Linked DNA regions of Homo sapiens: region 2 is linked to region 1. A link is an interaction called in ENCODE POLR2A ChIA-PET data of the cell type or tissue named here. Cell type or tissue: OCI-LY7. All regions are shown on one strand.

Region 1 (4,000 bases):
AAACTTTTGGTAATCTAAAATTCTATTTCATAATATCAAGTGTTTTAAATTTTAAATATACTTAACAGGCTTCCCAAAGTCAAACTTTAGTCTCAAGTCTGTCTTTCCTAACCCCTGGCTTTTGGGTGCTGCAGAGGACCCCTGAAGCATCTAGAAGAGAGGTAAACAGTATTATTTAACATGTTGAGGTACATAAAATTGCCAAAATGATGTCTAATACTCTTCAGGTTATACTTTAGGGAATAATATTAACATGTGTTCCAAAACTGTATGGGATGTCTATGGTTCTAGTGTCTGAATATGTGCTATTACAATTAAGGTTGTTATGCTGGGTTTTTGAAAAACACAAAAATAACCAAATTTCTTTGTCAATTGTATTTCTGACTGTATCCAAACTGGACATTTTGTCATTTACAGACAATTGTTGTTTTGTTTTAATTCTCTTCAAAAGATGGTTCATAATCAAGCCATGGGACTTTAACAAGTTCTCTCCAATGCAGGTTTGTCATGACCAAAAAATGTATGGGACTCATAAAAGGCTAAAATGTTTATAAATATCAAAACAAAAGTTAATGGAATGAACTGAACTAATAGAAAACTAAAGCAATATTCTTCACTTATTCTTAGAACACGGCTAATCCTTATTTTATTTTTTAGAGTCAAAAAAACTTGTCTTAAGCTAGCTACAGCCTTTGATAACTAAGCAAAGTGTACTACTATAGGCAAAGTTTGGAGCATGTTTATGTCTCTCTGCCTAATTCCTGTAGAATTTGGAAACTAGTTATAAATATTCTTAAATTACAACAATATAGTTGTTTGAATCAGTGCAGCAAGAATCCATTTTCTCTTGCAACAAAACACAATTGGAAAAACTGGTTGTTTTACCAAGGCTTTGACTAGAAGGGTATATTTCCCTTTAAGGAATCAAGCTTAACTTGCTGAGCCAATAAAAGCCCCTGGGGAAAACTGGCCTCATATCTGTCTACACAGTCTCCATACAGGGTTCCTGACCTGCAGTGAGTAAAGAATGTCACTTTCTAACAGGCCTAGGAACCCCATGCTTCTGGAACCTCAAGAAGGAAAAAAATTTATCCAACTCACAGGTATTTAAAAGTACAAACCTATGGCTGGGCTTGGCTTTAAAAAGTCCTATCTAAAATTCCTCATGGAACAAGGTTCCATCAAAGCCAATCTAAGAGGCTTATGTAAGGATGATTATTCTTGCTGTACTTTATGCAAATAATTAGGCCAAGTATAGGACTGAAGTCTGTTTTGCAAACAACTCAGTCCTATCATAGATTATTTTTAACAAAAATGAGGACTAGAGAAAGAGAAATTATGTTTTAAGACTTATCATACATCTGTTATTAACCTGTAGTCCCATCAGTTGTTTTTAAGTTCTTGCCTACATTTTAAACTAACCCTGCTTACTCCTGTCAACCAACCAGGAATCTCTGGCTGCAGCTCAGAGAAAACAGAAAGGCATCGGTAATAGAAAAATCTGGAAACATGTTCTAGTTCTGGGCAATTATCCTACAAATCCTGCCAGGTAAACTAGAACCCCAGGGTTTCTCCCTTTTTTGGGAAAGTAAGACCAAGGAAGCTAAACAAAGCCAAGCCCCATATACCCACTTACAGCAGCACAACCCATCTGAATGGCTCACAGGTATCAAACAAACTCTGTTGTCATGGTTACGGCCTATAGTGCCCCCATTAATAATAGTAATCTTAATACTCATATTTAGAACCTATATTCTAAACCTCCTTGTGAAGTTTATCTCTTCTCGCTTAGAAACCATCAAGCTTCAGATGGTGCTGAAAATGGAGCCGAAAATGAAACTGCCCTCCTACGAGGGACCCTTAAATCAACCCCAGGAGGAGCCCTAGCTGCTGTTCCCCACACAACGCCACTCTCCAGCAGGAAGTAGCCAGAAGAAATCGTCACCCAGTTTCCCCTAGCAGCAGTTATGGATTTCATTCCTGAGGGGGGAAATATGTTATAGGAGGCAGAAAGAAATGATTTAGGTAGACATTTAGGGTAAAGTGAGTCCCCAGCAGAAAACTTTCCTTTTAACAAAAAGCAGCTCAAAAATAGCTCCCTTTCTAACCTCATGCAGTTCAAAAAAAAAGCACTTCTCTTCTAACAACAAGCAGCCTGAAAGTTCAGGCTGTAAAACACAGAGAAGATGGCTTGAGCACAGAAAGGGAGGGGGAAGTCTCCTGGGTAATCACCAAACTTCACATTTACACAGTGGGCCCCAGTAAAACAGTGGGTCTTAATAAGCATATTCCTTCCCTTTAGGCGCAGTAAGATTGAGGAGCTAAAAACAGACTTGGGTGGATGTCTGCAGCTGCAAGAAGATGTGTGGGAACAGACACAGAAACTCTCCCTCCCAGATAAGCAAGACAAAGAAACACAGAATAAGAGTCCATCTATGTGGTCAGAGAATGGGATAAGAGCTGATTTAAAAAAACTCTGCTCTATATAGAAGGCACACCTGGTCCCAACCAAACCACTGGACCCTAGGAGGATAAGACCTCCTCTGCTCATGAGCCCCCTCCTCAGTAGCCCATTTATAAAAACCCTGACAATTTTACTACCACTTGGCAACCCGCTCGGGACCCCTCTCTGTGATGGAGAGCTGTTCTTTTCTTTTGCCTATTAAACTCCTGCTCCAAACTCACTGTGTGTGTGTCTGTCTGCAACCTCAATCTCCTTGGCCATGACACCAAAAACCTTAGTATTTACCCCAGACAACAAGGCTGCTTCACCAGCCTTCTCACATTAAATTCCACACATTGCATGTCGGTGCTGTCACAGCTGTGTCTATCACCACAGCAACAAGCAGACGGACTCAAGGCAAGAATGTGGACTTAGTGCTGATGACCCCGAGCTTGAGATGGGATCTGCCTAGTGTGAGCCATGGCTCAGTTTCACTCACTGTGCGACTTGGTGAGAGTTACTCGGCCTCTCTGGGTCTCAGTTTCACATCTGTAAAATGGGGCTAAAATAACAATAGGAATAGCTGCTTTCACTAAATCACAGGTTGTTGCATATATCCAATGAGATAATGTCTGTGAAACTGCTTTGTAAATCTGTGGCACCATATACACACCAGCACTAATTGGAAAACAAATACATTTCTAAAATTTAATATGCAGATTCATGATGTCGTAATTCAAAGCAGGTTTAAACAATAGGGGAAATCCATAATGAGTATATTAAATTTATCATTCTTTATTAAAGTGAAGAACTAATGCCCCTCCCCATCCAGTTTGTCCCAACTTATCTCAACTTGTTCCATGTGTTTTCTTTCCCTCCCTCCCTCCCTCTCCTCCTTCTTTCCTTCCTTCTTCCCTTCTTTCCCTCTTTCTTTTTTTTTTTTTTTTTGAGATGGAGTCTCGCTCTGTCGCCCAGCCTGGAGTGCAGTGGTGCAATCTCAGCTCACTGCAAGCTCCACCTCCCGGGTTCACGCCATTCTCCTGCCTCAGCCTCCTGAGTAGCTGGGACTACAGGCGCCCGCCACCACGCCCAGCTAATTTTTTTGTATTTTTAGTAGAGACGGGGTTTCACCGTGTTAGCCAGGATGGTCTCGATCTCCTGACCTCGTGATCCACCCGCCTCAGCCTCCCAAAGTGCTGGGATTACAGGCGTGAGCCACCGTGCCCAGCCTCTTTCTTTCTTTTTTGAGATGGAGTCTCACTCTGTCTCCCAGGCTGGAGTGCCATGGCGAGATCTCAGCTCACTGCAACCTCCACCTCCTGGGTTCAAGTGATTCTCCTGCCTCAGCCTCCCAAGTAGCTGGGATTACAGGTGTGTGCCACCACGCTTGGCTAATTTTTTTATTTTTAGTCTAGATGGGGTCTTGTCATGTTGGCCAGGCTTGTCTCGAACTTGTGGCCTCAAGTGATCTGCCCACCTCAGCCTCCCAAAGTGCTGAGATGACAGGCATGAGCCCCACACCCAGCCTCCCTTGTGTTTTATTAAAGGAAGACCCAC
Region 2 (4,000 bases), 370 kb before region 1:
GATAGCTACAGAATTTACATGTGAGCCAGGCATGGTGGCTATAATACCAGCGATTTAGGAGGCTGAGATGAAGGATTGCTTGAGGCCAGGAGTTCAAGACCAGCCTAGGCAACACAGCGAGGCCCCTACTATTTTTTTTTTGTTTGAGACAGAGTCTCACTCTGTTGTCTAGGCTGGAATGCAGGGCACAATCTTGGCTCACTGCAGCCTCTGCCTCCCAGGTTCAAGCAATTCTCCCACCTCAGCCTCCCGAGTAGCTGGGATTACAAGCGCACCATCCTGCCCAGCTAATTTGTATTTTTAGTAGAGACAGGCTTTCACCATGTTGACCAGGCTGGTCCCAAGCTCCTGACCTCAGGTGATCCACCCTCCTTGGCTTCCCAAAGTGCTGGGATTACAGGCGTGAGCCAGTGCGCCAGGCCAGCAAAGGCCCCTACTCTTAAAAAAATAAAAAGAAAGAAAGAAAGAAAGCAAAAGAGGCTGGCGAGGTGGCTCATGCCTGTAATCCCAGCACTTTGGGAGGCCAAGGTGGGCAGATCACCTGAGGTCAGGGGTTTGAGACCAGCTTCGCCAACATGGTGAAAACCCGTCTCTACTAGAATACAAAAATTAGCCGGGCGTGGTGGCTTGCTCCTGTAATCCCAGCTACTCGGGAGGCTGAGGCAGGAGAATCACTTGAACCTGGGAGGCGGAGGTTGCAGTGAACTGAGATCGTGCCACTGCATTCTAGCCTGGGTGACAGAGCTAGACTCCATCTCCAAAAAAAAAGAAAAAAAGAAAAAGTGAGGCCTGGTGGTGTGTGCCTATAGTCCCAACCACTAAGAAAGCTGAAGCAAGAGGATCACTTGAGCCTGGGAGTTGGAGGCTACAGTGAGCCATGATTGTGCCACTGTACTCCAGCAGGGGCAACCAAGTGAGACCTTGACTCTTTTTTTTTTTTTTTTTTTGACACGGACTTTCACTCTTGTGGCCCAGTCTGGAGTGCAATCATGTGATCTTGGCTCACCTCAACCTCCACCTCCCAGGTTCAAGCGATTCTCCTGCCTCAGCCTTCTGAGTAGCTGGGATTACAGGCGTCTGCCACCACGCCTGGCTAATTTTGTATTTTTAGTAGAGATGAGGTTTCTCCATGTTGGTCAGGCTGGTCTCAAACTCCCGACCTCAGGTGATCCGCCTACCTCAGCCTCCCAAAGTTCTGGGATTACAGGCGTGAGCCACCACTCCTAGCGACCTTGCCTCTTAAAAAAAGTAAATACATGTGAACCCTAGAAAAGGGCTGTGTTGGCATTAAAAACACTTGAGGAACTCCTTTAAATGCACATGGCACAGAGGCAGTTTTTAGCCTGGAATGGATGACATTTAGGGAGACACTGAAGCAACTCAGGGTGCAGGCATGTGGGAGAATAGAGCTAACCATCATGGAGCTTCTCACTGTCAGGCATTACTTACCTCCGTCACCTCATTTGACCTCCCAGCCATGCCCTGGCATTAACTGCATTTTGCCCGTGAGAAAACAGGCTCTGAGAAGTTTGTAATTTGCTCTGGGTCACCACAGCATCCAGTTCCAGTTCTGCTTGGCTCAGTCCCAAGGACAGTATGAAGCATACAGGATGTGAGGTGAGCTGCAGGTGCTATGAACAAAGGAATTTAAGAGAAGAATGCTGCTAGCAGAGCAGTAGGGGAAGGAATGAAACTGATTTTAGAGCAGGTCTGTGCCAGCAGCAGTCATGTACCCATGAAGATGTTAGAGGCTCAATTGGTATATAGTTTGGCTGGGGTGGAAATTTAAGATTTTAGAGAAAAAAGGAAAGCCATGAATGATGTAAGGGAGAAAAGGCAGATTTGTTGACAGGATTTTCTTGAAAAACAGGGAAGTTGTAATTCATTTGAATATACTTAACAAGAAAGAAGGAATAATAAAAGATTTGTCGTCATCCAGGTATTGGTCTGTTTTGAAAGTTTTCTCTCTCACCTTTTTTTGGTATTGTCTTGGTGTCCAGATGCCCTTGGAAATCACCCGTAGCTTTATCCAGAACCGAGATGGGACTTATGAGCTATTTAAATGCCCTAAAGTGGAAGTAGAAAGCATAGCAGAAACCTACGGTCGTATAGAAAAACAACCAGTGCTGCGACCCTTGGAACTAAAAACTTTTCTCAAAGTTGGTAAGTGAACTTCAAAACTGCATCTTCCTTTGAGTGTCAGCTGGTGAACAGTACAGTACACTGTCCAAAGCTTTGGATCTTGACCTTAAACAAAGAAGACACATTCATTCACCTTGTAAAGGCAATCGTGGGATAAGGTATTTTGTTTCAATTGAACCAGTGTTTTCAAAAATAAAATTACAGGCCAGGTGCTGTGGCTCACACCTATAATCCCAGCACTTTGGGAGGCCAAGACAGGTGGATTGCTTGACGTTAGGAGTTTTGAGACCAGCCTGGCCAACATGGTGAAACCCAGTCTCTACTATAAAAATACAAAACTTAGCCAGGCATAGTGGCGCATGCCTGTAGTCCCAGCTACTCGAGAGGCTGAGGCACAAGAATCGCTTGAACCCAGGAGGCAGAGGTTACAGTGAGCCGAGATCTCACCACTGCACTCCAGCCTGGGCGGCAGAGTGAGACTCAGCCTCAAAAAAAGAAAAAAAAAAAAAAAAGACTTGCTGAATGAATAAATGCATGCCAGCCATAGTTTTAACTAATTTAGCTTTGTGATCTATCTGGTGGCCTCCCTTTGTTTCTTCAGTTTTGTATTTATTCTTCCAGAAGAAATTTAGAATTTATAATTATTCTGTCAAATTCTTGTGAATATTATTTTTTTGCTGCTCTTGTGAATGAAATATCTATCCTGATTCTAACTTGTTATTTCCAGTTATGGAAATCTCTTAGTTTTAATATACTTAATATTAAATTGGTACCCTTGATGAAGTCCCAGTAGTGATAATAGTAAATGAAAGCTGGGCACAGTGGCTTATGCCTGTAATCCCAGAGCTTTGGGGGCTGAGGCAGCAGGATCGCTTCAGGCCATGAATTCAAGACCAGCCTGGGCAATATAGCAAGACCCCCACTTTACTAAAAGAAGAAAAATTAAAATCTCTTCTAAGTCTGTTTTAGACTGTACTTGAATTTCATCTGCTTTATGGTGTTTTCCAAATCAGGTAACTGGCTTTTTTCAGTTCTAAATTTTTTTTTTTTTTTTGGAGAGGGAGTCTCGCTCTGTCACCAGGCTGGATAGAGTGCAGTGGCATGATCTTGGCTCACCACAACCTCTGCCTCCCGGATTCAAGCGATTCCCCTGCCTCAGCCTCCCGAGTAGCTGGGATTACAGGCGCCCACCGTCACACCCAGCTAATTTTTTGTATTTTAGTAGAGACGGGGTTTCACCATGTTGCCCAGGCTGGTCTCGAACTCCTGAGCTCAGGCAATCTGCCCACCTCGGCCCCCCAAAGTGCTAGGACTACAGGTGTGAGCCACCAGGCCGGGCCCTAAATTTGCTTTAAATTATTTCCTTCTTTTGTCTACAATAATTTCTCTTTTAAAATTTTCCTAATATTTTCTTGGAACTGTTTTATTTTTGTAGCTTTTAAAAGGAATACTCCGCCGAGGGCCGGGCACGGTGGCTCACGCCTGTAATCCCAGCACTTTGGGAGGCTGAGACAGGCGGATCACAAGGTCAGGAGATCGAGACCATCCTGGCTAACATGGTGAAACCCCATCTCTACTAAAATACAAAAAATTAGCTGGGCGCGGTGGCGGGAGGCTGAGGCAGGAGAATGGTGTGAACCCAGGATGCAGAGCTTGCAGTGAGCCGAGATCGCGCCACTGCACTCCATGCACTCCAGCCTGGGCAACAGAGCAAGACTCCGTCTCAAAAAAAAAAAAAAAAAAAAGGAATACTCGGCCGAGCGCGGTGGCTCATGCCTGTAATCCCAGCACTTTGGGAGGCCTAGGCAAGTGGATTACTTGAGGCCAGGAGTTCCAACCAGCCTGGCCAACATGGTGA

What was found. ChIA-PET counts read pairs that join two places held together with the same protein. Peaks named below come from ENCODE experiments on the same cell type or tissue, not always from the same donor. Only the 100,000 strongest peaks of a DNase experiment are listed, where the experiment ranks them.
Region 2: POLR2A ChIA-PET joins it to region 1 with 8 read pairs; 3 of 35 experiments call an interaction of 5 or more read pairs at or near these places.

The regions. Positions count from the first base shown.
Region 1 is chr2:69,788,229-69,792,228 of GRCh38, reverse strand. The region is part of intron 3 of ANXA4 (annexin A4); the gene reads right to left. It overlaps SMANTIS (SMARCA4 interacting SWI/SNF chromatin remodeling complex scaffold lncRNA), which reads left to right. Exons shown (of 3, transcript NR_164155.1): 2 at 1,793-1,964; 3 at 2,303-2,680. Among named protein-coding and RNA genes, the nearest start is that of SMANTIS, 8.8 kb to the left of the region's middle. In OCI-LY7, no CTCF peak of the experiment used is centred here; DNase peaks (open chromatin) are centred at 1,888 and 2,228; H3K4me3 peaks cover 2,062 bases; H3K27ac peaks cover 1,579 bases.
Region 2 is chr2:70,158,788-70,162,787 of GRCh38, reverse strand. C2orf42 (chromosome 2 open reading frame 42) reads left to right here. Exons shown (of 10, transcript NM_017880.3): 9 at 2,001-2,163. Among named protein-coding and RNA genes, the nearest start is that of C2orf42, 30 kb to the left of the region's middle. RefSeq lists an enhancer at 1,699-1,748. In OCI-LY7, no CTCF peak of the experiment used is centred here; a DNase peak (open chromatin) is centred at 1,607; H3K27ac peaks cover 954 bases.